2 separate regions of the Mus musculus genome follow, and region 2 is linked to region 1. A link is a loop called in an ENCODE intact Hi-C map of the cell type or tissue named here. Cell type or tissue: left cerebral cortex. All regions are shown on one strand. Each heading gives the region's core, and the rest is flanking DNA. Links, peaks and the distances in the headings are about the cores only.

Region 1 (15,661 bases), core at 3,291-11,290:
CCGTTCTGTGGTTCAGAGGCTCAGTCCATGTTTTGCTGCTTAAGCTGTCTCTCATGTTTCTTTTGGACAAAGGCTTGAATTCTACACATGAAGATCACATCATGTCCCATCCAGCATTGCATGATGCCCTTAATGACCCAAGGAATGGCGATTGTGCAGTCAAACACCTGAAACAGCAGGTATGTTTAGACACAATCACTAAACGTTTCTTCATATGTGTAGTGCTGACATTCCAGGCTGATGAGATGGCTCATCAGATAAAGGCACTTGCTGCCAAGCCTGAGGACCCGAATTCAGTCATCTGAGTTTAAAAAATAGCCTCTGAATTTTAAAAAATAGCCTCTGACTTCTACATGCATCATAAGTATGTATGCTCAACAATAAATAAAAGTAATTTTTTTAAAGCTAACATTCGCCGGGCATGGTGGCGCATGCCCTTTAATCCCAGCACTTGGGAGGCAGAGGCAGTCGGATTTCTGAGTTTGAGGCCAGCCTGGTCTACAGAGTGAGTTCCAGGACAGCCAGGGCTACACAGAGAAACCCTGTCCTGAAAAAAAACAAAAACAAAACCAAAAACCAAAAAAAAGCTAACATTCTAGTTAGGTGTGGTGGCACATGCCTTTAATGCAACACTTGGTAGACAGAGCAAGCAGATCTGAGTTTGAGCTATTCTGATCTGCGGAGTGAGTTCTAGGACAGGGTGGGTTACAGAGAGAAAATTTATCCTGACAAAAACAATCTAAAAAAAAAAAAAAAGCTAACATTTGGTTCTGAGTATAATTATTTAGTTTCTGTTAGTGAACAAAATACTTTTGTTCAAAATTATATGTGAACATAAAATAAAAATTTGGGCATGGCTATAACCCTGAGCGCAGAGTATTATCTTAAAGCAAGCAAAGGGAAAAAAAATGTCTTAGCCATTCAGACATTATCAGTAAACTGTCTGCCTGTGTAGAGATTGCCTTGCTGTTTTCCTATTGAGTTGCATTCCTCTGCTCTGGTTTATAAAATAACCCTATGAAGTCTGCAGGCTTCTATTCTAGGCAACATTGAAAAGTTAAAGTTACTTGGCCCAAGAAGATGCTTTGTTGAGTTTGGAGCAGGAAAGGGGAAATTATCTCACTGGGTTGATATTGCCTTAAAAGATGCTGAAAATGTTCACTTCATCCTGGTAGAAAGAGTGACCACAAGATTCAAGGTGAGTAAATCCATGTAACATCTCAATAATCAAACACAGTGTTCTTCTGTAGGAAAACAAGAAAACGATAGGAGCATGTCCCTTAAAATGAGTTTGTTTTTTATATATTTGATTGTAATTTTTTGCTATTATTATTTGTTTGGTTCTAATTGTACTAATTAAACTGAAGGTAAGTTTTTCAGATTTAACTATTGATAGTCCATAATCTGAATTTATAAAATTGTTTGCAGAGACAAGAAAATCTGTGAACAGAACTAAGCTTCGACTAGAAATTAAGCCCCAGCCATGTTTTAACCTTGTATTTGCCACTGCTAACAGACTCTTTCTTCATTAAATACTTGAGCATCTTCTTGGACAGTGTGATAAGCACACTGTATGTACAGATAGATAGTGATAAGGCAGCTGTGCTCTTACCGTCCTTAGAAAAGAGAGCTAGATACGGATGTAAGGAACGTGTTGAGGTGGGGAGGAAGTTCTGCAGAATGTGGCACGCTAGACTTTATTACAGGGAGGCAATGGCGAATGACCGAGCAGAAAAGGTGGTGCCTGTGATGGATCCTGAAAGATCAACTAGCATTTGCTACATAGATGTCCGAAGCATTTTGGGAAACAAGAACAGTGGAACCAAACCCTGAAATAACAAGGGATGTGTTTCTATGGAAGTGCAGGCTTTTCCTCCTGTGCCCAGTTCCTGAAATAAATGCCTAAGCCAATAGCTTTGGCTCTGTTCCCTGACTAGTTTTGTAACTTATTTAACCCATCTAAACTAGTCTAAATCACGCTACAGGGTTAGTTACCTCTCCTCAGGTTTATGCAACTGCAACATCCAGAGTTCCTAGGCAAATCCCCTTCCCATGCCTATCTCTAGACCCAGAATTGTCTCTATCCCAGGACGTCCACCTCCCTGTTTCCTGCCCAAGCTCATAAGCCAATAGCCTTTTACTGACAGGTGAAGCTTCCATACAAGTGCAAAAGGTTTCTGTGTGATGGAAGTCTATGGCCTGAGGTAGAACGTGTCAGTGTGACCCAGGAAGGAGAGCTGGTCTAGAAAGGCCTCCTGTTGTTTGCTCTGGCTTGGTTCTGCGGTGTTAGAGACACTGTGGAAGATTTGGTTCTTGCTTCCAAGAGGCTTCTGTCGAGTATTTTGGTTTCCTGAGTGCTGTGCCGGTACACAGTACCCAGGGCTGCAGGAACCTGAACATGGAGAACTGACCTCGGTCTTCCAGAGTTGTCATGGAGGAAAGTTTTTAAAAAATGATTTTTAAATTCTTTGTGGAGCTAGAAACATGGCTCAGTGATTTGAGTGCTTCCTGCTCTTCCAAAACATCATAGTTTGGTTCATAGCACCAATATTAGGTAGCTCACAACTTCCTACAGTTCTAGCTCTAGGAGATCCAATACCCATCTTCTGACCTCCTCACACACTGCACACAGGTGGCACATACGCACACACACACACACACACACACAGGCTCACGTGCAAAAAAAAAATGCTTTTTAGAAGCTATCCTAGCAATACTGTAAAACTATTTCAAAAGAGATTTAGACTAAATATAGGAAGATTGAAAATATGAAAATCTAAAAAAAAAGTGATGGTGGGGGGAGCTGGAGAGATGGCTCAGTGGTTAAGAGCACTGACTGCTCTTCCGAAGGTCCTGAGTTCTGAGTTCAATTTCCAGCAACCACATGGTAGCTCACAACCATCCGTAATGAGATCTGACACCCTCTCCTGGTATGTCTGAAGACAGCTACAGTGTACTTACATATAATAAATAAATCTAAAAAAGGAAAATGTGAAAATCTTTCTTCAATAATACAAGTAAGAAATGTCCTGGAGAGTGAGGGTTATTCAGTGGAATATAGAAGAGAATGAGAAAGTTCAAATGTTGGAAGTCGTAAGACGTGCTGATTTTAGGAGAGCATCAATCTGGGGTGGTTTCTGACTTAACAGGACATGGGGTATTCCTCAGCAGGAAAAACAGGAGTTGCTGTTCACATGTTTCTGAGGGCTTGGGGCTGTAGCTTAGTGGTAGCTATTTTGCTTACTATTCATGAGGCCCTGGGTTCAAGTGCTAGAATCATAAAAGGAAACAGAAACTTTTTAGATGGGGCTGTGGCTGTAGCTCTGTGGTCAGTTGCTTGCATGGTATGTATAAGGTCCTGGCTTCAATCCCTAGCACTGCCAAGAAGAAAAACAAATGGGGTGGTGGAAAAGGGCTTAGTGCCTCTAATGATTGTTAGAGAGTCTGCGCCTGTATTCACAGGCACGTGCAGATAATGGTTACAACGGTTGTGTTTAAAGAGAGTGAGAAGAGTGAGCCACAGGAGAACCAGCGGTGACAAGTAACCACACTCGCTTAACATCTGTGGACCTTGAGGCCTTTGCGAATGGGCTGGGAATTATGGTTAAAAGATGGAAGGTGTAATATAATTAGTAATAATCAATACAATTTCTGGTCTATAAGATGGTAGTGTTATTTTTGAGTTTTCATCCAAAATACTAAAACTTTACTTTTTTATTCATTCTCCTTTGAACTGTAAAAATTAAGTGTATTTGCTCTGAATTTTGAAAACAAATAGAAACATTTTCATAAAGCTTTTTTAACATTAAGAGTGCTGATTCAGTAACGTTCTATTTCTACAGGTAGATGGTAAACACAGAAAAAAGGACTCAGTGTTTGAAAGGCTTCAAATTGATATCCAGCACTTGTGTTTGAGTAAGTTGTGTAACTTTCCATTGCTCTACAACAGCAGACATGTCAGACTCTGGGGGCTGCTTAGATCTGTCCTTGCAGACCTGTGCTTCAGGAAGAACTAACACTAATCTAGTCTGGAGAAGCAGCCAAGCATTTGTCTATAAATCACTGCATTTTCTATCACTTAACTGAAGCCAGGTCTGGTATGTACTCTTGTAATCCCAGCACTTGGGAAGCTGAGGCAGGAGGATCACCCAGACTACATAGTGGATCCCAGGCCAGCAACTCTTACATAATGAGAAAGGGGGGATTTGTTTGTTTAGCTGAATACTTTCTGTGTGACCCCTAACACAGACATCTTAGGCGGCATATTGGAGTCTGTAGAATTGCTTGTTTTCTAACTTTCATCCCTAAAATTCAAAGATTCTAGAAACCCTCCTTTTGGAAGGACACACTAGTACTTTGTATCCTAAACAAACTACCGTCTTACCTCCTCTCCTCTCAGACAGGGTTCCTGTGCTAAGAGAAGGAAGACTGCCCGTGGTAGGAATTGGGAAGCACCTGTGTGGGGTGGCGACAGGTAAGGCAGCAGGACACACAGTAACCTCTGCGCTTGCACAGGGAGCTGGAGCCTGCATGGCCCCACCACCCAGGGCTGTCTGTGCTCTCATTGAACTTACGTAGGAGCCTGTTAAAGTAAACCAGGTTCGCCTGAGGTGAGAAGGAAGCACACACTTGGGGCTCTTCCCATCTAACCCATGCCTCTCAAAACCTTACCTGTATAGTGAGAGTTATATCCAATACGCTCTCACCTCTGTGTGCACTGTGTGGGTCCCTTTCACTCTGCTAAAGTTACCTTCTCTTTGCGAGTGTCAGCATCCTTCTATCGTAGTACTTCCCCCTTATCAGTACCCTGCCTTCCATTTCTTCCATCACTTTTGGCTCCCTGTGCTTGAAGTATTAATATTCAGACCCATCCATGACTTGAAACTCAGTCACTCTGCCTCTGGGTTTACTGTTGATTAGTGTGGACCGTGTTTATTTTCCTAAATGCCATATTGCTCCAGCCATTCCTAGAATTCCACTGTCACCCATTCGAAGAACTGGTCCAGTGTCTGCTCATCCCTCAGCTCAGCTTTACGCCCTTAGTGTCGTCAGGACAAACTCCCCGTAGCTTTTGCTTGTTTTTTTAATTATCTGCTTGTATGTCTAATCACTACACTGTGCTGGGAGTTTTTTCCAAGAATGAAGTACATGCTAATATAACGCAATATAGAGGGACTCATTGAATATTTGAATGACCTTGGCCACCAGCTTGCTGCTTCCTTATGCCTTCTAAGAAGAAGGTCATAAGGTCACTATGAAAGAGTTTGAGCTTGCTAATAATCTTTGTTTCTGAAATAACTTAGTCCTTCTAATATTTTTTCTGATTATTCTCACTTCTTAAAATTATGTTTAAGTCAAATGTAAATTAAACAGAAAATATATTTTGTTAGAAAATAGTAGTTAATAGACGTGGGTGAAGTGGCATACTCAGACTCCCAGATGCTCAGGAAGCTGAAGCAGGAGGATCAGCTGAGCTAAATCAGTCACACTTGAGTCCCTCCACAGTCTGGGCAACATAAGGTCCACTCTCTCATGACAGAGAAGGGAAAAAAAAAGACAGAGACACAGACAGACCATGAAATTACCAAATCAGCTATCACTTTATCAAATAATAGTTACCAATAATGCTTGTTGGCATGATTAAAAAATCAGGTAAGATACATCCATTGTATATCATGGGGTAAGAAATTGTAGAACTACATTTGTTTGTAGGTAATTGGTATGATATGACAATCTAATCAGAGAAAATAGAAGTTTTACAGCATACATTTGCGATCTTTCCAATATTGCCAGCTATACTGTCTGGAAGTTTGGAAGCCTTATTTTGTTTTTAATATATATATTTATTTTTATTTTATGTGTATGGGTGTTTTATCTGCATGCATGGAAGTGCAATGCGTGCATATCTGGTGCCCACAGAGGCCAGAGTGGGTGCTGGATCCCCTGGAACTAGAACCCCTGAGCAGCTTTAAGCCACCCTGTGTGTGCTGGGAACCAAACCTGGCTGTTCTGCAAGAGCAGCAAGAGCTTTCAGCCACCGCCATCTCTTCCGCCCCTAGCATGGCAGTTGTAGTGCTTGCAGCCTCCGTGTTTTGTGTATGCAAGGCATTTAGCAAATACTTGCTGAACAAATGCTGGTGTGCAGGAAAGCTATTCAGCCTGTTTTCCACATTGGAATCTCCCTTTCTCAACTTTTCAATTCATCACTATTTGTTGTGATCAGCCTGCATTTCAAGATTAGCATCTTAGACAGGTGTGCTGGCACACATCTGCAACCCCAACACACCAGGAGATGCACGCAGAGGATCAGGAATTTGAGATCCGCATCAGCTATACAGAACCTATCTCAAAACAAAACAGAAACAAACCAAAAAACTACCCTCTCCAGCCCGGGTCAGTGTTCTAAGTGAAATTACCTTCCTCATTTCTGTCTTTGGGGTTTCTTCACTGTAGCTAGAATAGGAGAAATGCAAGACAATGCAAATAGTTGGACAGAAATTTTTCAAATCATAAGACTTAAGCTTGTTTTAATTTTATTTAAAATAATTTTATTGGGCAAATAAATCACTAGAAAAATTAAGATGGAAAATTTGAGAAAAATGTATAATATCTGGTAGAATTGTTACAGTATATAGCTAAGTAGATTTTTGCTGGTTTGTGTGTTAAGAATGTTTTGCACTAGCCATACTGCTTACTGAACTTTAAAGATGATGCGGTTTGGTGGGGGCACATGATTGTGTTTGCAGATGTTGCATTACGATGTTTGGTTGAAACCTATGCTGCCAGTTTTGAGGAAAAGGATGAAGAACCTTTAGCCAAACGCATAAAGAATGATAAGACAGAAAAAGAAAGTAACACTTTGGCCAAGGAAGGAAGTGAAAAAGATGTCCCAGAGACATGGACCCCGGTGGCTGGCATTGTGATTGCGCTCTGTTGTCACCACAGGTGTGACTGGAGACATTATGTGGGCAAAGAGTATTTCAAGGCTCTTGGACTTGGGGCGGTAGAGTTCTACTATTTCCAGAGAATGAGTAGTTGGGCAACGTGTGGAATGAGGACATCGTTGGAAGGCTCGGATGTTACTCCAGAGAGAAAAGATGCTCAAAGGGATGAGAATGAAGAGCACGATGATGGAGGAGACAGACTCACAGATGGCAACACTGACAGTTTGCCTGGGTAAGTGACGACAGCTACAAACACCATGCTACAGGGAGATACTTTATCCCCGTAAACTAGTCCTCCTGTGGGTGAGACTGCACAGATGCCTCGAACCGTAGATAAAACAGAACCCCACACACTAGCATTGCACTTACCTACTCTGTCCATCTGGTAGTCAAGATGGCTGCACAACGTCTAGCAAGTGGGCAGCACGGTGTGGCTGTGCTAAGGATGCTCATGTGTGAGGCACAGGTTCATTCCCCGGATAGGAAGGAGTGGGTGGCCCATGATTCACCATGCTACTCAGAATGCCACTACCAATGGTTCATTTTCAGAATTTTCCATTGAATATTTTCACACTGATTGACCTTGGCCAGGAGAAACCATAGCAAATAAAACCGAATGGTTGTTTCTTAGTCTTTTGGCTGAGATCAAGTATACAAAGTAAAACTGAAGGAGAAGGATTCTTTTTTTTTTTCCTTAGATGACTGTTATCAAAAATTTAGAAAATATAGCTTACATTCTAATTTTAGAATAAACTAAAACATATTTTAATTGTGATCATAAAGAAAAGTCTTAGATGGGGCTGGAGAGATGACTCAGTGGTCAAGAGCACCGACTGGTCATCCAGAGTTTCTGAGTTCAATTCCCAGCAAGCACATGGTGGCTCACAACCATCTGTAATGGGATCTGATGCCCTCTTCTGGTGTGTCTGAAGACAGTTATTCATATAAACAAAATAAATAAATAAATCTTAAAAAGAAGAAAAGGCGTCTTAGAAGCATCAGACATAGCGCCTAGTACGTGCTGTTGGCTAGTTAGCAGCTTCGTAAATGGCAGTGGCCAAACTTGGTATGAACTTTTACCAAACTTTAAATTTTTGTGTGCTTATTCCATGTAGGATTCTTACTGTTGAAGAAAAGAAGAAAATAGGACATCTTTGTAAACTGCTGATTGACCAAGGCAGACTCCAGTATTTACAGCAGAAAGGCTTCAGTCCTGCCTTACAGTACTATACGGACCCATTGGTGTCTCTGGAAAACGTATTATTAACTGCCGTACCAGCTCATCCGTCATCGCAGGAAAAACATCATCAATGAAAGGAAACATGAACGTGACGTTTGTCTTCCACAAACAAAAAAATTTAAATTATTTTTAAATTATATTTCGATATTCACAAAAATATTCACCAAGTAGTCAAAGTATTCCTTTTCAGCAGGGCTCTTTCAATTACTTTCTCCATCAGAATGTATAGAGCTTGGCATTTGAGTCAGACAGTTGACTTGGTCTTCTGAAAGATATAACACCAGTATATAATTATAGTGTGAACTCTGTGTATTAATCTGGTAAAGGTTTTATTTGATTTTTTTCATTTTTTGAGCTCCAGTTATAATAAACAGTATAAATTTATAACAAGGATCAATCTGAGTGTGAGGCTTTTTTTTTTTTCTTTTTTTCTTTTTTTCTTTTTTCTTTTTTCCCCGAGACAGGGTTTCTCTGTGTAGCCCTCAATGTCCTGGAACTCACTTTGTAGACCAGGTTGGCCTCAAACTCAGAAATCCGCCTGCCTCTACCTCCCAAGTGCTGGGACTAAAGGCGTGCGCCACCACGCCTGAGTGAGGCTTTTTTTTTTTTTCAATATAGGTCTAGAAAGAATAATTGTAATTATCTTGAACACAGACAAATTTAGAAATTTAAGAATTGGCAGCCGGGCGTGTGTGGTGGCACACGCCTTTAATTCTAAGTGTTGAATAAAGTCCATGTTCTCAGTATTTTTCACCCCAGATAAAATTACTTTTGAATTATTACTTGTAGATTATAGAAAACCAGGATAATGAGGAAGGTCTGTTTATGCTCAATGTGGCCCATCTACCACTTGGGAGACAAAAGTAATAATAAGTCTTTTATTTTTTTTTTTTTAAAGATTTATTTATTTATTATATATAAGTACACTGTAGCTGTCATCAGACACACCAGAAGAGGGCATCAGATCTCATTATAGATGGTCGTGAACCACCATGTGGTTGCTGGGATTTGAACTCTGGACCTTTGGAAGAGCAGTCGGGTGCTCTAACCCACTGAGCCATCTCTCCAGCCCAAGTCTTTTATTTTTAACATTTATTTATTTAATGTGAGTACACTGTTGCTCTCTTCAGAGACATCAGAAGAGGACATCAGATCCTGTTACAGATGCTTGTGAGCCACCATGTGGTTGCTGGGAATTGAACTCAGGACCTCTGGAAAAGGAGTCAATGCTCTTAACCACTGAGCCATCTCTCCAGCCCCCAAAAGTAATGATTCTTTAAGAATCAAATGGAGTTGGGGGCCTGGAGAGATGGCTCAGTATCTAGGAGCGTATCCACAAGAAGATGAGCTTTTCCACAGAACCCACATGGCAGCTAAACTGTAACTGCAGTTCCAGGGGATCTGACACGCCGCCCGCATCAGATCTGCATTAGCTCTTCATGCACATGCCGCACAGACATACACACAAAACAAGTTAGTTAAAATCTGCACTGAGGGCAGAGCTGTATCTCAGTGACTGGGTGCTTGCCACAGTGTGAGTCCCAGCCCTGGAGAAGTGGATTTACAGAGAGAAACCAGCAGAAGGGCGTGTCACTTCACATGGTTGTGCGGCAAGTGCCTGGCTGAAGAAGGATTTCCTTCATTCCATTTGAAATGCTGATTTTACGGCGTCTCCCCTAGTACTTATCAAAATTATAAACAGAATCAAAATTCCTTTTCCCTCATTCAGTGTTGGCCAGAATGACCACCGTTTGATAGAAACCCATAAAAGGATGACAAGATAGCACTTGATTGTGTACACATTTTCTTCAAAAATATTTCATCTGGTTGTTCAAACCTCATACCTGTTCTCCGGGACTCTTGTATGTATGCGTGCATAAACTGCAGCCCAAATAACTCCTGTTCTTCCTCTCCATCTGTGTTGTCGCTGGGAGGAAGCGTCACCTCCAGTCTTAGTGGGTTGTCTCGGAAGTTGACAAACCTAACAGTTCACCAGAAAACAGTGTTTTTATAGGTGCCATAGAAGTGCATGTACATATATCTTCCTGGAGAAAGATCAAATGACAGCATATTGAGTTACTACTTTTTAATAGTAATTTTTAACTATTTTTGATAACAGATTATCTTGCTGGGATCTAATAAATCCAAAAATCTGTAAGTTTCTGTGCTAGAAGAATCAGTATCGTCCACAAAAAAATCTTGCGAAGACACAATTAGCTCATAACATGTGAGCAAGTTATATCATAAGTGTATGGTTAATGCTACAAATATAGTTTTTATGGATTGTTATGGATCTGTGCTGTCACCATCAAGTACAAAGTTAAAGGTCGCTAGGTCAGTCAGTGCCGCTAGGTCAGTCAGTGCATGAATGACTGGTTGTGGACGTTTTAGGTTCAGGTATCCATTGCTTCACTCCATCAAGAAAATTACATTTTAGAGAGAATTTTATCGGAGTTCTACTAAGTAGCCCCAATAAAGTCTGCTTTCTATAGGCTATATACATTATCTGTGCCTATATGTAGTTATAAAGAAAGAAAATGATATTCTATTTTTTTAATTTTTGTATTGCAAAGAATGTTTATTAGCAGTAAAAAGAGAGGTATTATATAATATTGTCACCAACAAAAGACATTTCTTTAAATTCATAAATCCCAGTACTGTTTTAGTTTCAAGAACTCTTGAATAAGCTAGATTCATGTTACATGAATCACATTCATGAAATTATTAAATTCCAACATTGGAAAATATGTTTAATTCTTTTCTTTTTGAGCTGAAGAAATAGCTCAATAGTTAAGAGCACACTTGCTGCTTTTCTCCAGGACCCAGGTTCTAATCCCAGAACCCACATGGCAGCCCAAGCCTCTGCGTCCAGTTCTAAGAGATCTAATGCCCTCTTATGCCCTCCATGGACATCAGACACACAAGTAGTACACAGACAAGACATCCATACACAAAAGTAAGTTTTAAATACACACACACACACACACACAGAGTCCTGTAAATCACTACCCAAATGTATTGGTCGGAGTCTGCTTTACTCCATTTTGACCTCTGGAGAAAGTATGGCTGTGCGCTAACACCCGCTTACCTCAGATTCGTCATTTCTTCCATGCAGCCTGGGATATCTTGTAGTTTGTTGTTGCTGAGAACAAGAGTACCCAAGTTTTTCATATTTTTGATTGTCTCTGGCAGGCATGTTATTTCATTCCTCTGCAGCCACAGTGTATGTAAACTTCGCATTCTGGAAAATTAGAGTATGAATAGGATATGAAAAGCTGGACTTGTCATTTGTAACATTTAATTTTTAGATAACTAAATTAATCTATTCACTTATTTATTATTTAACATTCAGTAAAATGAATTTATTGATTTAACAAACTCCATTCTTTCTTATTACCTAATTGCCAGGGAAATTACATCAAGGAATTCACTAAAGATTAGCTTTTATCTGTCGGCAGGAATGAAACCAACATTTGCATGGTCATCTTTTTTCATGTTTTCTAAATGAACAGCTGTAAATGTCACCTAATATGAATCTTAAAATACAGAAACTAGTAATATTCCCATTCTGGGCATAACAATATTGGACTGAGGCCACAATCCCTGGGTTCAAATCCAACTAACGCCACTTGCTGAGACTTGGGCATACATAACAAACGTCTCTGCATCCTTCCCTCATCCTTTTTGTTGCTTAAGAGAAGGGCCTGGCACGCACTATCAGGTGCACATTGTTAATGTTTTGAATGCAGTTTTCCCCTCCCCAGATCCTCCTACATAATAATGAAATCAGGCTACTGAAAGAATGGATTTCAAACTAGTTGGGTCTGTTGTGATTATTCCTAGGCTCCTAGTTGTCTGGTATATTGCTTCTTATTTTTCCTAGGTGGCTTTGGATGATCAGTAGCAGAAAGTCTATCTTACCTGTCTAGTGAGTCAGGAAGCTGTTGCAGGCTGTTGCTTCCCATATCCAGCCACTCGAGGGCAGGCATGTCCAACACAGCATGAGGGATCGTAGTGAACTGATTCATACTCAGGTCAAGGTGAGTGAGTTTTAACAGTTTGCTGAGCTAAGGACGAAGTAAGGATTTTAAGTAATCATCCACAGTGTTATGTAAATTACTAGAAGACACACCCTGATGAGCTATTTCATCTAAAAAGTTCATGTTATGTAGATTTTGTTTAAAGTAGTAGCCCACACACAACAAATCACACATAGAGTTGACTGACTTCCATCATTCCACCTGAGCTTTGTTTAGACACAGGAGTCCACAACAAATAAAATGTAAGGATAATAGAACCTGGGCATCATGGTAAAAAATATAAATCCTATAAATCCTAGAGACTGAGGGCAGCTTGGGCTACAAAGGCAGTGTCTCAGAAAGGTGAGACAGGTAGGTGTGGTGGCTCACGCCTTCAATCCAAGCACTAGAGGCAAAAGGCCACATAGTTCAAGGCCATGTGGTCTATGTGGTGAGTTCCAAGACAGCCAAAGCTACACATCAATATCCTCTCTCAACAAAACAAAACAAGAAAATAACCTGGGCTAAAGTAAAATGAAATAAGAAAAAATTTCAGATACAACTTCTCTTCCAAGATAAATACTTTCCAGGGCTAATAGGACCTGTGTGGCAACAGTGACTGAGAATTCTATGGGAAAACAGTCTTGAAGGTTACAGGTCTGACCAACTTAACTTGTGTTCCCTATTCCAGACACTGAGCTTACTCAATAAGAATTCTGTGATTCGTCACCACGCACAAAGCTCAAGACCAAGTGGATCAAGGACCTCAACATAAAACCAGACACACTGAATCTAATAGAAGAGAAAGTGGGAAAGAACCTTGAATTCATTGGCACAGGGGGAAATTTTCTAAACAGAACTCCAATGGCTCAGGCTCTAAGATCAAGAATTGATAAATGGGACTTCATAAGGCAAAGGACATAGTCAATAAGACAAATTGGCAACCTACAGATTGGGAAAAAAACTTTACTAACCCCACATCTGATAGAGTGCTAATATCCAAAATATATAAAGAACTCAAGAAGCTAAGCCCCCCCCAAAAGAAACCCCAAAAAACAAACCAATCAAAAAATGAGTATAGAACTAAACTGAGAATTCACAACAGAGGAATCTTGAATGGCTGAGAAACACCTAAAGAAATGTTCAAAGTCCTTAGTGATCAGAGAAATGCAAATCAAAATGACCCTGAGATTCCACCAATCAGAATGGCTAAAATCAAAACCTCAGAAGACAACATATGTTGGAGAGGATATGGAGAAAGAGGAACACTCCTCCATTGCTGGTGAGATTGCAAACTGGTACATCCACTCTGGAAATCAATCTGGAGGTTCCTCAGAAAATTGGAAGTAGATCTACCTGAAGATTCAGCAATACCACTCTTGGAAATATACCCAAAAGATGCCCCACCATGCCACAGGAGCACGTGTACCACTGTGTTCACAGCAGGCTTGTTTGTGATAGCCAGAAGCTGGAAACAACCCAGATGCCCCATGACAGAAGAATGGATACAGAAAATGTGGTTCATTTACACAATCGAGTACTACTCAGCTATTAGGAATAAGGACATCCTGAGTTTTGCAGGCAAATGGATGGAACTAGAAAATATCATCCTGAGTGAGGTAACTCAGACCCAGAAGGACATGCATAGTATGTACTCACTAATATGTGGATATTAGCCAAAAAACAAAAAAACAAAAAACAAAAAAATGCAGAATACCCAAGATACAGTCAAAAAGATCAACAAGCTGAAGGGCCCAAGTGAGGCTGCCTCAGTCCCACTTGGGAGGGAGGGACCCAGCAGGGAAAGGGGATTTGGGGAGGGAGTGGGGAACATGATCTGGCATTGGGTAAGGGAAAAGGACTGAAGCCCTGAGGGCCAGCAGAAAGAATGGAAACAGGCAACCTCAGAGGTAGGAGGTTGGGTGACCCTCCAGAAGGCACCAGAGACCTGGGAGGTGAGAGACTCTCAGGACTCAAAGGGAGAGACCTTAGATGAAATGCCCTATATTGGGGAGAACTATTACTGAGGCTATGGAGCCCTCACAAACAGGGACCTACCATGACTCCCTCCAAAAGACCCAACAAGCAGCTGAAGGAGTCAGATGCAGATATTTGCACCCAGCCAATGAACAGAAGCTGCTGACCCCAGTGGTTGAATTAGGGGAAAGCTGGAAGAAGCTGAAGAGAAGGGCAACCCTGTAGGAAGACCAGCAGTCTCAACCTAGACCCCCAAGATCTCTCAGACACTGGACCACCAACCAGGCAGCTGATATGAGGCCCTGACACATATAGAGCAGAAGACTGCCGGGTCTGGGTTCAGTCAGGGAAGATGCACCTAACCCTCAAGAGACTGGAGGCCCCAGGGAGTGGGGAGGTCTGGCTGGGTGGGGGTGGAGGGAGTGGGACATCCTCATGGAGACATCCTCCTAGGGGAGGAGGTATAGGATGTCGAACAGTCGGAGGGTGTTTGTTCCCAGGAGGGGAATAAAATCTGGAGAAAGAAAGAAAGGAAGGAAGGAAGAAAGAAAGAAAGAAAGAAAGAAAGAAAGAAAGAAAGAAAGAAAGAAAGAAAGAAAGAAAGAAAGAAAGGAAGGAAGGAAGGAAGAAAAGGAGGGGGAGGAAGGGAGGAAGAGAGAAAGAAAAAGAAAGAGATAGAAAAGAAAAGAAAAAAGGAAAGAAAAGAAAAGAAGAGAAAAGAAAAGAAAAGAGAAAGAATTCTGCATTTAAGGGCAGTAGCTGACTTCAAGCTCTGTACCACATAGCACTGCGCTCAACCTATGAGTAAGTACATGCTGCTATGGCAATGCTTTCTGTCGCTCTGCTTCTCAGGGCCAGTGCCTGTCCTGAATCAGATATCTGTCATTACTATGAACACTCTTATATCTTGTTTCTATGTGGATATATTTGCATTTCTTTTTTTTGTTGTTGGTTTGTTTTATTTTGTTTTGTTTTTTTCAAGACAGGGTTTCTCTGTGTAACCCTGGCTGTCCTGGAACTCAATCTGTAGACCAGGCTGGCCTCAAACTCAGAAATTCACCTGCCTCTGCCTCCCAAGTGCTGGGAATAAAGGTGTGAGCCACCACTGCCCGGCTTACTTTTCTTTTACTTGTTATTTCCTCTTACTGGTTTTTGTCTCGTTTTTAGAATGTTTGTTGAGAGAGTATCCCTATGTAGCTCTGGCTAGTCAGGAACTGGTAGCCTCAAACTCAACTGCCTCTACCTCCTGAGTACTTCATAAAGGTCTGCACCACCATGCCCAGATCAATTTTAAAATGTATTCATAGTAATGCTCATAGCTCCAGTTTTTAAATCTAAAATACTTCTGTTCCCCACTTTTATGTGAAAAAACTAACTATGTAAATGGTTCACTGTGACACTTAAATAATCATGTTAATGAATAATTATGACAGCCACCACACAAAGGCAGTGCCATTATTTCTGTTTCATGAATAAAATGA
Region 2 (15,661 bases), core at 2,845-10,844, 51 kb after region 1:
TCTGGGTAAGCAGTTGTTACTTTTACACACTGTTTTACACACAGTTTTACACACAGTTGTTACTTTTACACACTGTTGTTCATTTGTCCATTTAAATCTCCAAAGTCTCTAAATCTCCCCATTATTCTTTGTCTCTTTCTTTGTTTTTCTTTTTTTTTTAAAGTCAGGTCCCTCTGAATAGTCCTAGCTGGTCTGGAACTTACTGTGTAGGTGAGGATGGCCTTGAACTCACAGAGATCCACCTGCCTCTGCCTCCTGAGGTATGGGCCACATCCCCTAGGACCAGAGTTACAGCCAGCTGCTGGCTGACATGTAGGTTCTGTGAATCAACTCCGGGTCCTCTGTGCAGCAAGGCATCTTTACCGTTGAGTCATTTCTGACATTCCTTCTCATATATTCTTATTGCTTATTAGTGAAACTCACTACTTTGTATAGTTAATATATATTGATTTTTTTTTTTTAAGATATGAACGTTATCGGTTGCTGTACTGGGTGGTTTTGTGTGTCAACTTGACACAAGCTGGGGTTATCACAGAGAAAGGAGGCCTCCCTTGAGAAAATGCCTCCATGAGATCCAGCTGTAAGGCATTTTCTCAATTAGTGATCAAGTGGGGAGGGCCCATTGTGGGTGGTGCCGTCACCGGGCTGGTAGTCCTGGGTTCTGTAAGAGAGCAAGCTGAGCAAGCCAGGGGAAGCAAGCCAGTAAGGAACATCCCCCCATGGCCTCTGCATCAGCTCCTGCTTCCTGACCTGCTTGAGTTCCAATCCTGACTTCTTTTGGTGATGAACAGCAGCATGGAAGTGTAAGCTGAATAAACCCTTTCCTCCCCAACTTGCTTCTTGGTCATGATGTTTGTGCAGGAATAGAAGCCCTGACTAAGACAGGAGCCTAGCCCAGTGTCATCACAGAGGTTTCCTCTGGCAATGACAGGAGTGGGTGCAGAGACCACAGCGACACACTAGGTGGAAAGAGAGCCCAAATTGGAGATCTCTACCGGGTTCCTACCCTGGGAACAAGGGGAACCCCACAGAAGATAGAAAGGAAAAGTGTAGGAGCCGGAGGGCTCAGGACACCAGGAGAACACAGCCCACAGAACAAGCAAGCAGGGCTCACAGGAGCCCAGAGACGGAAGCAGCAATCCCATAGCCCGCAAGGTCTGCACTAGCCCTCTGCCTATGATCGGGTTGTAAGCTTGGTATTCCTGTGAGACTCCTAACAGTGGGAATGGGTGTGTCTCTGACTCTTCTCCCCGGCTCCAGGGACTCTTGTCCTCCTCCTACTGTGCTGCCTTGCAGAGCCTTGACGGGAGGGTTTGTCCCCAGGCTTAGGGTGTTTTGTTACACTGTGCTCGGTTGATGTCTCTGAGAGGCCTGCACTTTTCTGAAGGGAAATGAGGAGGAGTGGATCTGGGCAGGGGGTATGGAGGGACAACATTGACTGGGAGGGGAAACTCTGACAGGGATGTACTGAATGAAAAGAATAAGTTAAAAAACAAAAACAAAATCTGAATGTAAAGAGAAGCCACAGAGAAGCCAGCTGTGGTAACCCAGGTTTATAATCGGAAGCAGAGGCATTGTGAATTTAAGGCCAGACTGGGCTACAATAGGAAGTGCCAGTGAGCCTGAGATATATAGCTCCTATTTAAAACCCCTAACACGGGCTGGGGTGTAAATCAGTTTGTGGACCATCTGCTCTTGAGAACACAAGGCAGAACACATCACAGAGTCCTCCCCACAAGCAGAACTGTCCTGGCACTTCCACAGCTCAATTACACATGCGCACAATACAAACTTTTGGGTTTTTTTTTCCCCTCACGGTAACAACTATACTTCTCTCAGAAATTCTCTGCATCACAGCGGAGTGGGAAGAACTCAGCTGTGTAAACAGAACTCGCCTCAGTCTCCCAGGTCGGCCACTTACTTTGGGCTTGGACAAGTTAACACACCTCCCGGTCCTTTCTCACCAGCAACAGTGAGGATCCAAACACCCTGGAGGGCTGTTGTAAACATCTGCGCTATCGTGTCTGGGGCCTGGCACGGAGAAGCTTGAGGTAATGGATGGGAAGGCTGCTGTGCGGCACCAGCGCTTCTGAGGCGACAACAGCCCCTGATAAACTCTGGCCTCACTGCACTGTTGGCTGTGTGACTGCGCTGGCAACCGTCCCACTGTAGGTTTCACAGTAGCTCCTTATCTGTGAGGCTAATTGAGACATCTAAATTCCTATCAGTGTCAGGGAGCCATGCTGCCAGGCCTGTTAGCCACCACACAGCACAGAAAAGGCTGCAGTTTGGATCTGGAATGTCTGTGTTCCAGGTTTGTGCTCAGCAGAATACGGTGGGGATTGCCTATAATTCCAGCGCTCTGAAGACTGAGGTAGAGGAGTAGAGATTATGAGGATAGCCTGGGCTATATAATGATTTGAGGCCAGCTTGGACCACATAATGAGATCCTATTTCTTTCTTTCTTTTTTTTTTTAAAGCATGCATACATAAACATAAAAAATAAATAAAATAAAGGACTGGTTTAATTTAGTGGAGGTGGGACAATGTGGAAACTTTGAGTTGGAGTCTACGGGGAGATTTTCCAGTTACTATGGGTGTGTCATCAAAGGGGACTGTGGGTGGCCTTTTCGTCCCCATCTCTGAGGAGAGTAAGCGTCCACATCTGTGCACACCATGTGCTGCAGCACCACACACCTAGGACAAGGCGGCTGATGGCTCATGAACTGAAGACCAGGAAGCTAGGAGCCAACTTAAACATCTCTTCTTTAGAAGGTGGTTTATTTGGGGGATTCTGTTGGAGTTATGGAGAGCTGAGTAACTTACAGATGGACAAAGGCAACACAACTCTCGAGTCTCAGCACAGGTTGGTAGAGGTTTGTTGCCTTGTCCATTTCTTTCCCACTCTTAAGTCTCTCCCCTTTGCTACACTCTCCTTCCCTTTACAGACTCTTGCTTCTTTAAGAAACCAATCACAGGCATCCACATTCTTAAACGGTGTCTCTAGGCGACCTAAGCTAAAATGCTGGTGTGTACATGTGTGCTTGTTTGCTGTGTTCCTGTGTATGTGTGTGCTCATGCGAGGGTGGGTACACGTTCACACCCGAGCCTGTGCATGTGGAGGTCAGAGGCTAACCTCTGGTGTCATTTCTCAAGAGCTTACTTTTTTGAGGCAGCGTCTCTCACTACATCTGAAGTTTGCCAGCTGAGACCGGACTGGCTTGCCATAGAGCCCCAGGGCTCCTGTAAGCTCTTCATCCTGAAAGTTGGAATCACACATGCGCACCACCATGCCAGGCTTCTTTTGTGAGTGCTGGAGGGCTCAGCTCTGCGCACTAAGCATTTCACCGTCTAAGCCACCTATCACCCCAGCCCCAAGACACTGGTATTTAGAAATATTTAAGAAATGTTAACTGCTACTGCTACTGGGCTCTGGGGAAGGAAAACGATACCACATTATTCAATTAATATGAAGTGCTGCATTCACAATGACCTGCCATTTCTTCCTGGTGCTTTATTTTTATTGGCGTGAATGAATTTATGTCACAAATGTGTGAAGTGTTATTAGGTGCCAGAAGCGGCTATCAGATACAGAAGAGCAGGAGTTGACGGTAGTGGTTGCGAGCCACCCACCATGGTCCCGGGAACAGAACCCAGGTCCTCTGGAGGCAGCAGATGCTTGTAACAGTGCAGCCATCTCTGCCCCTCCCAGGTGGAACCACTTTCATTAATTCCAGCTTAAACCATTTCACAGAGAGCTTTTTTTTTTTTTTTTCAGAGATACAAATGTATACTTTCTATGTAGTCTCAAACTTCACTTTTAAGAAGACTCACATTGTTTTCCATTGCCAGCCGACGCACTGCAGGCGTTGCTAGTGTTTTCTGGCCTTTTATCTCTTGGTGAGTGTGCTCATCATGGGACACAGCGGGGGTTTCAACAACATCTTCCTCTGAATCTGGAAACAAGGTTAGACAGCATCAGTCAGAAAACATCTCTTCAAAAGCTTAGTGGCGGGGTTGGCCAGAGGGCTGTGTCAGTAAAGCACTTGTCATGCAAGCATAAGGACCTGAGCTTGGCTCCTCAGCACCCCATGAATGTCAGGTGTTGCAGTGTGTGTCAGTGACCCCAGCACGGAGGGGGAAGATGGGGGAAACAAACATATCTGGAGTTCATTGCCAGGAAGCAGGACTGAACTGATGTGCCCCGGCTTCAGTGAGACACAGTCCCTCAGAGAAGGTGGGAAGTGATAGAAGAAGACCCTGGATAGCAACCTCTGCATGCATGCTCACACACATACACACACACACACACACATTAGCAAGTACATACCACACACACACACACACACACACACACACACACACACACACACACTTCACAGTTATTGGTCTATGACTAACTCTGGATTGCTCAGATGGGAAACAGGGCAACCCTGAGATGTGCCGTGGAATTTTTAAGGTTTGGGGCCGAGTGAGTTGTCCTTAGGTCGTCACAGGTGTGCTCTCTCTCCTGCAACTCTGGAGCTCTCCCTCCACTCTTGGGTCTCACAGGTGACGCCTCCTCCTACACAAAGTCCTGCTGCGACGCATCACCACTGGCCATCTGCACAGAGGCCAAGCCTGGGAGGACTCCAGATCTGAGACATTGAATCTGCTGTCCTACTATGTTAGATTTAGTTTCTCTAGACTCCAGTTTGTGCTCTTACTGATCAATGTTCGGGACCTCGGTCACTAGTCCCTGAGAGAGCTTCTTGCTTCACTGAACATCAAAGTTTCCAGAGGGCAGACATCAGACAGATGAAGTCTTACTGTACAGGTTTTTGCTGTGGTATTGGATTGAAAGATAATCAGGTATCATGGAAAGTCTTTTCAGACTTCCTAGTTTTCTGATCTAAATCCTCAACCCAGATTTCATAACTTAGAATTATCCTATTTGAGACAGAGTTTCTCTGTAGCCAAGGATAGCTTTAAACTCGATATGTAGGCCGGGTGGTGGTGGGGCACACCTTTAATCCCAGCACTTGGGAAGCAGCGGCAGGCAGATTTCTGAGTTCCAGGACAGCCAGGGCTATACAGAGAAACCCTGTCTCGAAAAAACAAAAACAAAAACAAAAACAAAAAAACCAAAAACTCGCTCTGTAGCTTAAGCTGGCTTCGAACTCACAATCTTCCTGCCTCCACCTCACCATGCCGGGCAGGGACTGTTTTATACTGGGAGTCAGCACAAAAGGAAAGCAGTAATGAATGTGGCCAGACACGCTCACCCTTTAAAGCTTCTGTCTCAATGTCGATCAGTGGTTTCCCCACATAAGCGATATCATCTAGATTGTAATAGAGCCTCTTAATGACGCCATCGTAACGGCTGGTGATGGTGACAGAGGCCTTGTCACTTTGAACTTCACAGATGCTGTCAAACTGAGACACCGTATCTCCTTCTTTTACATACCTAGGAGAGAGAGACACAGACACATTTACATGAATAGTCGTGATTACAAGTCACCCTTGCATGTTCCTGTAAATGCCACTCGGAGTTGCATCCGAGCCATCTAGTGCAGTATTGACGCCCAAATGCCTGAGAAATATTTTAGAAGAGATGGAAAGGCTTTCTGAGTTTCAGACGAACCCCTAACAAATGATAAAATTAAAAACAAAACTAAACCCTTTATCTCAAGGTTTAATTACACATTCAGGTATATCAGTTCTTCTTCTTCTTTTTTTTTAAGCGATTTGTTTATTCTTATTGTATATGAATTGGTGTTTTGCCTGCATGTATGTCTGTGTGACAGTGTCAGATCCCCTGGAACTGGAGCTACAGACAGTTCCATATGGGTGCTGAGAATTGAACACAGGTCCTCTGGAAGAGCAGCCAGTACTCTTAACCCCTGAGTCATCTCTCTGGCTCCCCTAAACAATTTTTTTTTAAAAAAATTTATGCACATGGGTGTTTTGCCTGTTTGTATGCCTGTCTGAGGGTGTCAGATCCCCTGGAAGGGGAGTTACAGACACTTGTGAGCTATCATGTAGGTGTTGGGAACTGAACTGAACCCAAGTCCCCTGGAAGAGCAGCCAGTGCTCTTAACTGCTGAACCATCTCTCCATTCCTGTTAAATAAGTTTTAAAAATGTTGCATTTGAGTGATATTTCCTCTTGTTGTATAATACTATGTAATGAGCATCCCTAATTAAAAAATACAAAATCTGAGATTTTTTTCTGCCCCAACAACGATGCTCAAAACCTTTGACTCTGGATGCTCAAGTGCTGAGGCCTAAGCAAGAATTCTGTAACCCACTGTACAAAACCTGAAGCAGTTTTGGTCCTAAACATCTCAGATAAATTATATTCAACCTGTATTAGCTTCTGATCAGATTTCAAGAGTGAACACTGGCTTTAGAAGTAAATAACAATGATGACAAGGATGATGGTGATGTCATCAGTAGGCATCCTTTGTGATTTTCTCTTGCCCCAATGCCATATTCTTTTTGCCTAGTCCAACACAGTCTTAAAAAACAAAGATAATGCCCCCAAACTGAAGGAAGACTGGGAAAATGATGCCCAGTCAAATAGAAAATAGCAACAAAGTGGCCGAAGGGTACAAGACAAAAGACACCGAATTCTGCAGTTAAAGACTGAGTAAGATAAAAATATACTAGAAGGCTGAACAACAGATTGTCTTTGGTAGAGGAAGGAACCAGCGAATCTGCGGATTAGTCAGTCAGTTGAGATCTCCGAGACAATGTCATAGCGCACACTAACACACATGCTGGGGTCTCAGGAGGAAAGGAAGGACACAGGGTCAGAATGACAGTTCAAGAAGCTGAGCATGGCTGCACAGACCTGTGACCCCAGCACACAGATGGCCAAGTCAGAAGGATCATGAATGCATGGTGAGACGCTGTCTGAAGAAAGAAAGAAAGAAAGAAAGAAAGAAAGAAAGAAAGAGAGAGATAGGGAGGGAGGGAGGGAGAAAGGAAGGAAGGGAGAGAGGGACGAAGAACTATTTTAAGAAATAATGACCTAAATGTTAAACCTGAAACTGCCAGAAGAAAACACAGGTAATAGCTTGCATGAAACAGGTGTAGGAAAGCCAACAAGGGACAAGTGGGACTTCATAGGATAAAAGGCTGCTGTACGCCTCAAGAGACAGACGACTCGGTGAAGCGGAAGCCCACAGAGCCGGAGAGAATCTCTGTCAGCTATCCATCTAACAGGAGATTAATATCCCAAACATATAAAGAACTCAAGAAACAAACAGTCAAAAAGACAAAACTCATTAAAAAGGGAGGGGTGGGAATGGGGGCAGGGGAGGTGGGGCTGGGACCTAAACAGAGAATTCTTAAAAGAAAGAAAAAAAACAAAAAGCTAAAAAAATTTCAAAAAAAATGTTCATTTTCCATAGCAATTTGGAAAATACAAATCAAAACAACTTTGAGGACTCATTTTACCCAAGTCACAGTGACAAAGATCAGCAGCAACACAAGTGACAACGAACTCTAGGAGTGCGGGGAAGGGAACCCTCCCTCACTGTTGGTGGGATGGCAAACTGGTTAGGCCACTCTGGCAATCTCACATCTGTGGAGAATTCTCAAAAAGCTAGACTAAATCTACCATATGAGCCTGCCGTTCTACTTGTTGGCATCTGCCCAAAGGAGCCGTACATCCCACTTCCCAGATACTTGCTTGGCATGGTTCTTGCTGACTGCTGCTGTTCACAATAGCTGGGAAATGGAAACAACCCAAATGTCCTTCAGCTGGTGAAAGGACAAGGGAAATGTGACATAATGCACACCTGGAATACTGTGCAGCAGCAAAAAGAAATGAAACCATGGACTTTGTAGGTGAGTGGGTGGAACTAGAGCCAGAAGGACAGACATCATGCTCTCCAGGTGAGTGGGTGGAACTAGATCCAGAAGGACAGACAGACATCATGCTCTCCAGGTGAGTGGGTGGAACTAGATCCAGAAGGACAGACAGACATCATGCTCTCCAGGTGAGTGGGTGGAACTAGACCCAGAAAGACAGACAGACATCATACCATGCTCTCCTTGTTCTGAGGCTCCAAGCCCCAACTCTTTAGATGTGAGCACATATTCTGGAAAACTACAGAAACACACACTACAGAAAGGGACTATTGCTAGGGCGGTAGAGTCAGGAACAACAGAGAGAACAGCAGAGCACACGGGATCTGATAGGGAAAACTGGAAAGATGAGGGGCACGAACTAGGGAGGTGGGAAGAAGATAAATACAAAAGTAAGAGAGAGATACAGTAAGATTAAGGAGGTCTAAAAAGGGCACAAGGAATGATACTATTAACTACCTACCTACACAAACACAAAACAAAATAAACTCTGTAATATACTAAGTCTGTGTATAAATAGTTTAAATGAAATTTTCCCATTTGGGCTGACAATGCTCCTTCCAAAGTTCCACACCAGGCATGAGATGGCCTCTTTTGAGGTGTTGCTCAGAACTACCCAAGAGACTTCCTCATCATCACAGACTATTGCTATTGCCCTTGGAAACCCTAGAGGCGGAATGCAAGTCCCTAACTCGGAAACAACACGACACACTTCAGACACAGGCCCAGAGGCCCCTGAGCTGGAACTGACTCCAGTCCTGCAAGCTTCCAAAGGAGGGAGGCAATCGACAGTCGTCCCCCCCCCCCCCCCCCCCGCAGCTATGACACCTGTGAGCCACAACAAAGACCAGCATGCTTGCACAACAGCCCTAAGCATGCAGCAGGGGTTCCCTGTGGCTCCCAACAGCTCCCTGATTAGACTCAAGGTCACTCAGGCTAGTACAAAAACCCAGACAACCACCCAGGGCTAGTGAGTTATGGATCTGAGAGGAGAGCCTACAGCCCTCACTTCACTAAACCTGAAAAATTTCTAGCTTCATCCTAAACATCTGTCCTTATACGCACAGGTCAGTGCATCCTCATTCCCCTATCAAAGAAACTTCTCAGAGACCATTATACAAAACAACAGCCAGTCAGAATGCAGAGGTGTGGAGCCCAGTCCCAGTGGGTATTCTACAGAACACTCTCAAAGCTAAGCCTTCTCCTTGAGCAAAACGGGACGGAAAGATGCTGAGTCAGAGGATCATGGAATTTGTTGTAAGATTTGTCTCCTAGTAATGTCAGAAGCTACACCCATCAAGTCTCGCCAGCACCACCACCTGAATGTGAGCTAAACAAGGACAACAGCAGACATGCCAAAGTGGACAGGAAAACGATGAGGCCTCAACCCTACAGAACTACAGGCAGCTAAGGAATGCTGAGAGAGGAGAAGCGCTGTTCCCCAGGGAGAGTACAGTGGGTGTCCATTACCAAGTGACAAGCTCTGAAGGCATAATACAAGTAACATTATATAGACTGAGCAGGTCCTATTTATGTATCTGAAAATTATATGTATGTATGTATGAATATCCATATGTAGAATATGTAATATATATGTATATATATATATATATATATACATATATATATATATATATATATATGTACACACACAATTAATGAAAAGAAGCCATGAATTTGAAAAAGAACAGGTATATGGAGAGTTTGGAGGGAAGAAAGGGAAGGGAGAAATGATATATTATAATCTCAAATATATAAGAGATAATTAAAAAAAATAATAACCCAACACACATACAGTAGAGGACTTCAGGGTCTGTGTTCGTTCAGGGATGATGCCCCTAACCCTCATGAGGCTGGAGGCCCCAGGGAGTTTAGAAGTTTGGTTGGGTTGAGGGGTGGGGACATCTATGTGGATACAGCGGGATGGGGAGGAGGTATGGGATGTGGAACAGTCAGAGGGTGGGAAATAAAATATGGACTGTAAAAAAATAAATAAAATAGCTTCCAGTCCGACCTCCGATCAGTTTTAGTAAGAAGGTGCTGTTCCAAAGGCAAGAGGGTGGCAAGTCCACCCGGCCTAAGCAAGGGAGGCAAACCACGCCTCTTTAACCCTCCCCCTGCGGACAGATACATGGTGGCACCTGTGTCTGGCAGAGCCGGTGTGAGAAGAAGAGACAATCCTTCCCTGTCGCCAGGATAATCAAGAGTTTTGGCCGGACCTTTGAGTACACAATGGGATAGTGAGGAGCCCGGAGAAAAGCAGACTATGGCGCTGAAACTGATTAATAAGGAACTTAGTGATTTGGCCCTTGACCCTCCAGCACAGTGTCCTGCAGGTCCAGTTGGAGATGACATGTTTCATTGGCAAGCCACAATTAGGGGACCTAATGACAGCCCATATCAAGGTGGTGTATTCTTTTTGACAATTCATTTTCCTACAGACTACCCCTTCAAACCACCTAAGGTTGCATTTACAACAAGAATTTATCATCCAAATAGTAACAGTAATGGCAGCATTTGTCTTGATATTCTAAGATCACAGTGGTCTCCTGCTTTAACTATTTCCAAAGTTCTTTTATCCATTTGTTCACTGATATGTGATCCAAACCCAGATGACCCCCTAGTGCCAGAGATTGCATGGATCTATAAAACAGACAGAGATACGTACAACAGAATATCTCGGGAATGGTCTCAGAAGTATGCCGTATGATGCTACCTTACAGTCAGACTAACCTGCGTTATAGCTGGAATAAACTTTAAATTACTGTTCCTTTTTTGATTTTCTTATCCAGTTGCTCCCCTATCAGACCTCATATTTTTTAATTTTCTTTTTCGTTTACCACCCTCCATTCATTCACATGCTCATTTGAGAAGACTTAAGTTCTTTCAGCTTTGGACAATAACTGCTTTTAGAAACTGTAAAGTAGTTACACGAGATCAGTTGCCCAAGATTCGGAAATTTTTAAAAAACTGGAGCATGTGTATTATGTGGCTAATGTTTTCACTCTAACTTGGTTATGAGACTAAACCAATCCTCACTGCTCTAACATGCTGAAGAAGCCATCTGAGGGGGAGGGAGATGGATGCTCAGCTGTCACACTGAAAGAAGCAACATTGTTCTAGCAGCATCCATACTTGTTTAAACCTTCCACTGTTAGAGATTTAAGGTCACATGATATACTTTATGCTTATAATTGATGTGGCTGGAGAATTGGTATTGAATTATAGCATCAGCAGAACAGAAAATGTGATGTATTTTATGCATGTCAATAAAGGAATGGCCTGTTCTTGGTCTACAGAGAATGGAAATTGGAAGTCAAACACCCTTTGTATTCCCAAATAGGGTCTCAAAAATTTTGTAATTTTCATTTAAGTTGTTAGGAGGCTTGGAGCCATTAGTTAATCTATCTTCCAATACTGATTAATATAGCACTGAATAAATGATGCAAGTTGTCAATGGATGAGTTGTCAATGTCTAATAGCTCTCCTAGTAATTGATTTATTTTTCTTCAATAAAGGTACGCAAACCAATGGAAAAATAAATAAATAAAATAAATACTGGCTTGAAAATTGATGTGCATATGCAAGAAGTTAAGTTGTTTCCAAAGATAAACTTAAAGATAGCAACAGCACACACACATCAAAATAAAATGACAAAAAAAAAAATCTAGAAATCAGGGTAGCAATCATTCCTCTTTGTTGGAAAGGCACCTGAGATTAACACGTGCTTTTTAATCAGAAAACAAGAACTCCAAAAGGTAGAGAGATGATTTATTCCGTGAGTGAGTGGATGAAAAGACCACCCCTAAGAATATTTCCATTAGAGGCTAGAGCGGCGGCTCACTGGTTAGGAGCTCAGGCTGCCCTTGCAGAGGGCCCAGGCCTGGTTCCCCGCTCCTACATCACGTGGTTCATGGTCACCTGGAACTCCAGCTCCTGAGGTCTTTTATGACACTGATTTTGAGGGCACCTGTGCATGTGCGCGTGCATGGGCAAGTGTGTACACACACACACACACACACACACACACTAAAATTAAATCTTTAGGAATAATTAATGTCTTTTCAGAAGTAAAACAGATAAAACTAGTGACTAACACATTCACCTTTCAAGAAATACTAAGAGTCCTTCAGGCTGAAATAAAAAACACCAAATACTAACTCAAATCCACGTGAAGAAAAATTAGAAATTAAAAAATAAAGAATAATTAGAAGTAATGCTAGATAAGTTAAAAGGAGAATTCAAACAGCACACTTGGAATATCTAGCTGACATGAAAGAAAATGGTGATGAAAAAAAATTCTTAAGCACATGAAATGTCAACAAAATGGCAGACAAAATCTTACCTTGTCAGTAATTACATCAAATATATATGGTTTAAACACTACAGTCTAAAACTACAAAAAAGAGCAAGCATTAGCAGAATGGATTTGTCTAAGTGATCCAACTGTATGGCTATAATGTTCTCTCTCTCTCTCTCTCTCTCTCTCTCTCTCTCTCTCTCTCCAGGGTCCCATGGTGAATCTGAGGCTAGCCTCAAACTCAGAGTCATCCTCCTGCCTTAGCCTCCCAAGCGCTGGGATTACAAGGACAGGGCACACTAGTCTACAGATAAAATCCTATTTTTAGCATGTTCTAAGTCTAATATAACGCACATATTTTTCTTGAGTCATTTGTAAATATTAAGTGAGAGAACAAACACAGAAAGCTCTTAATAATTCCTAAAGACCTCATGGGAAACTTGTGGCATGTTTGTCACTTTAGGAAAGTTGTACCCAGGCGTGGTATGCACACTGGAGATCCTGTCACAGTTATTGTCCAAAGCTGGAAGAACTTAAGACTTCTCAGATGAGCATGTGAATGAATGGGGGGAGGTAAATGAAAAATAAAATTAAAAAAGATGAGGTCTGATAGGGGAGCAGCCGGGTAAGAAAATCAAAAAAGGAATAGTAATTTAAAGTTTATTCCAGCTATAATGCAGGCAGGAGGATCACAAATTCAAGGTCAGCCAAGCTTTGTATTGAGATGCCCCATCTCAAAAATAAAAGATAAAAAACCAAACTATTAAATTTGGAGTGAGGGAGACAGATCCTCTCTGTGTAGTGCAGGCTTACCTCAAACTTCAGGTCCTCCAGCCTCACCCTTCAAAGGAGCTGGGAAAACCTTAAGAGTCTCATAAGGAAAAAAACTTCCTCTTCTAAGAGGCTTAACTGCTTGACTATGCCTGTAAATCTACAAAATGTAATAAGATAGAAAGTAAGAAGTGTTAAAACTGGTCCTGAAGCAAAGGCACACAGTCCTTGAGAGTGTGCGACATTTTCAAGACACTGCATTTTAATCATGTGAGCGGCCACTTTGAGTTGGGACGGTCCTGACTGTTACCTGACTCTACATAAGGGCGCAGAGAGAGCAGCAGCATTCTCTGTTATCTCTGAGTATCAGGGACGTGGTGCGCACACACACATTTAGGCAACATATTCAAGCATGTTGAGTAAAAAAAAAAAAAAAGTCTAAAAGTGGGCTGGTGAGATGGCTCAGTGGGTAAGAGCACCCGACTGCTCTTCCGAAGGTCCGGAGTTCAAATCCCAGCAACCACATGGTGGCTCACAACCATTTGTAACAAGATCTGACGCCCTCTTCTGGAGTGTCTGAAGACAGCTACAGTGTACTTACATATAATAAATAAATAAATCTTTAAAAAAAAAAAAGTCTAAAAGTTTTCTTAAGGCCGGTAGTTGAGAGACGGTGGCTCCGCAGAGAACAGGTGAGCCACAGATGTGGCAGCTAACTAGTTTCCTGGCTCACCCCACAGTCACACAGCGCCAGGCAACACACCTGTAAGGAAGGCTGCTCACTAACATCCTCTGCTTACAAAGCTGAGAATGCTAAGTAGAGGAAATGACACTCGCCGGTGTCAGTCTGGGTCTTTAAGGAGTATTTGAGCCCCCAGCAGTGGCACATAATGAGTAACCCAGCACTGAGGTCACAGGAGGCTGAGGCAGAAGGATGACAAGTTTGGGGCTAGCTTGGGCTATAGTGCAAAATCCTATACTGAAGAGAAAAAAATAAAAAAACTACGGTGGGGGAGAAATCTATTATGCATCATAACTGCCATTTCTAAACTCCTTTAAAACTCAGTGCAGTGCCAAGAGGCATCTTTTCCCATAAGATGAAAGACACAAAAGGATGGAGAATGTCAAAGGCAGTAGAGGGTTTCTGCCTTTTATATCAAGCATATATGTATGTATGTATGTGTGTATGTGTGTATGTATGTATGTATGCATGTACATATGCATGCATGCATGCATCTATGTATCCATCTATATTATATAATTTTTTAAAGTTTTTGTTTTAATGATGGGGGACATGTAAGTATGAGGGCACTTGTGTAGTTTCCAGTTGAGGCCAGAGGCAGAAGATCTCCCTAGAGGTGAAGTTACAGGCAGTTGTGAGCTACCAAATGCAGTTGCTGGGAACTGAACTCAGGACCTCTGGAAGAGCAGCCCACGCTCCCATCCACTGAGCCATTTCTCCAGTCCTACATTTTTAGGTTTTCAGGAGAATTTTTTGATTTGTGTCTTTCAAGTAAATTCATCTTTAAGCCTAGAGGCAATGCATTCCTTGCTAGGTAGCATAGATCAAGCCAAGTTCATTATAGAGAGTTAGACGACAAGATCATTTTAAAACATTGGGAAGGAAAATTCACATATTAGATTCTTCCAAGTAGGCTGGGCATAACTCGGAGGTTTGTAGGGACAGCGCACTGGATCTGATTGTCGTGCTGTCCTGGTTTTTATCAGTTTATCATCTCTCAGAAATCATCTCTTTTTTAGCTGAAGTAAAGAACAGACAGTTAAACCAGGCATGGTGGCACACACCTTTAATCCCAGCACTTGGAAGGCAGAGGCAGGCGGATTTCTGAGTTTGAGGTCAGCCTGGTCTACAAAGTGAGTTCCAGGACAGCCAGGACTATACAGAGAAACCCTGTCTCGAAAAAACAAAAAACAAAAAACAAAACAAAAACAAAAAATAGACAGTTAAGGGGGTTTTGGTTTGTTTTTGTTTTAAAGAGAAAGAAACAAGGAGTGGAGAGATGGCTCAGCCATCACCGGCACAGAGTTCAATTCCCAGCAACCATATGGTAGCTCACAACCATCCGTAACTCCTGTCCCACAGGATCCAGCACCCTTCTCTGGCCTCCACAGGCCCTGCATGCACATGGTGCACAGACATACATGCAGGCAAAACACACATACATAAAATAAAGTAACAGTTATTAATAAATCACATGGAAGAAAGTTTTGTGGAATGACTTCTGCTACCAGCATATTAGCAAAGAAGTTTCTCAATTTGAGTCTTACTTTTTGTACATTCAGTTCATTTTCCATTGACGTAGAATTACTTTGAGACTAACTTACCATTCTTTAATAGTTACTTCTCGAATTCCTTCTCCGATGTCGGAGAGTTTGAACTGAACAACCTGTCCCTGGAGCACTTCAAAAACAAATGGGAAAAGATCTCATTAAATATGTATTATCAATAGATGCTTTTATCTCTAAAATTAGAATTTGTTCTCAAGCAGAGGTGGAAACTGTTCCATCCTATAGACAACGAAACCAACCAATCAACAACAACAACAAAAAACATTGCAGCATTTTATAACTTTAAAAATCATAAACACTAAGGGTTTACAAAAATTACTTCAAGACACAGACCCACTGCCACAGGACTTATGCTTTCCAACTTCCCAATTAATGTTCTTTGATAAGGTCATAGATGTCTCTCCTGAGAAGTTCCTGACTGTTT

The links. Peaks named below come from ENCODE experiments on the same cell type or tissue, not always from the same donor. Only the 100,000 strongest peaks of a DNase experiment are listed, where the experiment ranks them.
Region 2: a loop joins it to region 1, with 2.1 times the contacts of the local background. A loop is called at or near these places in 8 of 42 quality-filtered maps.

The regions. Positions count from the first base shown.
Region 1 is chr3:116,574,009-116,589,669 of GRCm38, reverse strand. It overlaps Lrrc39 (leucine rich repeat containing 39), which reads right to left. Exons shown (of 9, transcript NM_175413.4): 6 at 12,106-12,251; 7 at 11,273-11,425; 8 at 10,029-10,165; 9 at 6,526-8,449. The coding sequence ends at 8,385. It overlaps Trmt13 (tRNA methyltransferase 13), which reads left to right. Exons shown (of 12, transcript NM_030016.3): 7 at 73-179; 8 at 1,031-1,198; 9 at 3,843-3,915; 10 at 4,400-4,474; 11 at 6,747-7,176; 12 at 8,060-8,942. The coding sequence ends at 8,258. Among named protein-coding and RNA genes, the nearest start is that of Sass6, 13 kb to the left of the region's middle. In left cerebral cortex, for the core only: a CTCF peak has its summit at 7,882 (motif pointing left); DNase peaks (open chromatin) are centred at 7,284 and 9,634.
Region 2 is chr3:116,523,040-116,538,700 of GRCm38, reverse strand. Dbt (dihydrolipoamide branched chain transacylase E2) reads right to left here. Exons shown (of 11, transcript NM_010022.4): 3 at 15,274-15,349; 4 at 5,265-5,446; 5 at 3,835-3,956. It also overlaps the pseudogene Gm4596. Among named protein-coding and RNA genes, the nearest start is that of Dbt, 18 kb to the right of the region's middle. In left cerebral cortex, for the core only: no CTCF peak of the experiment used is centred there; a DNase peak (open chromatin) is centred at 7,692.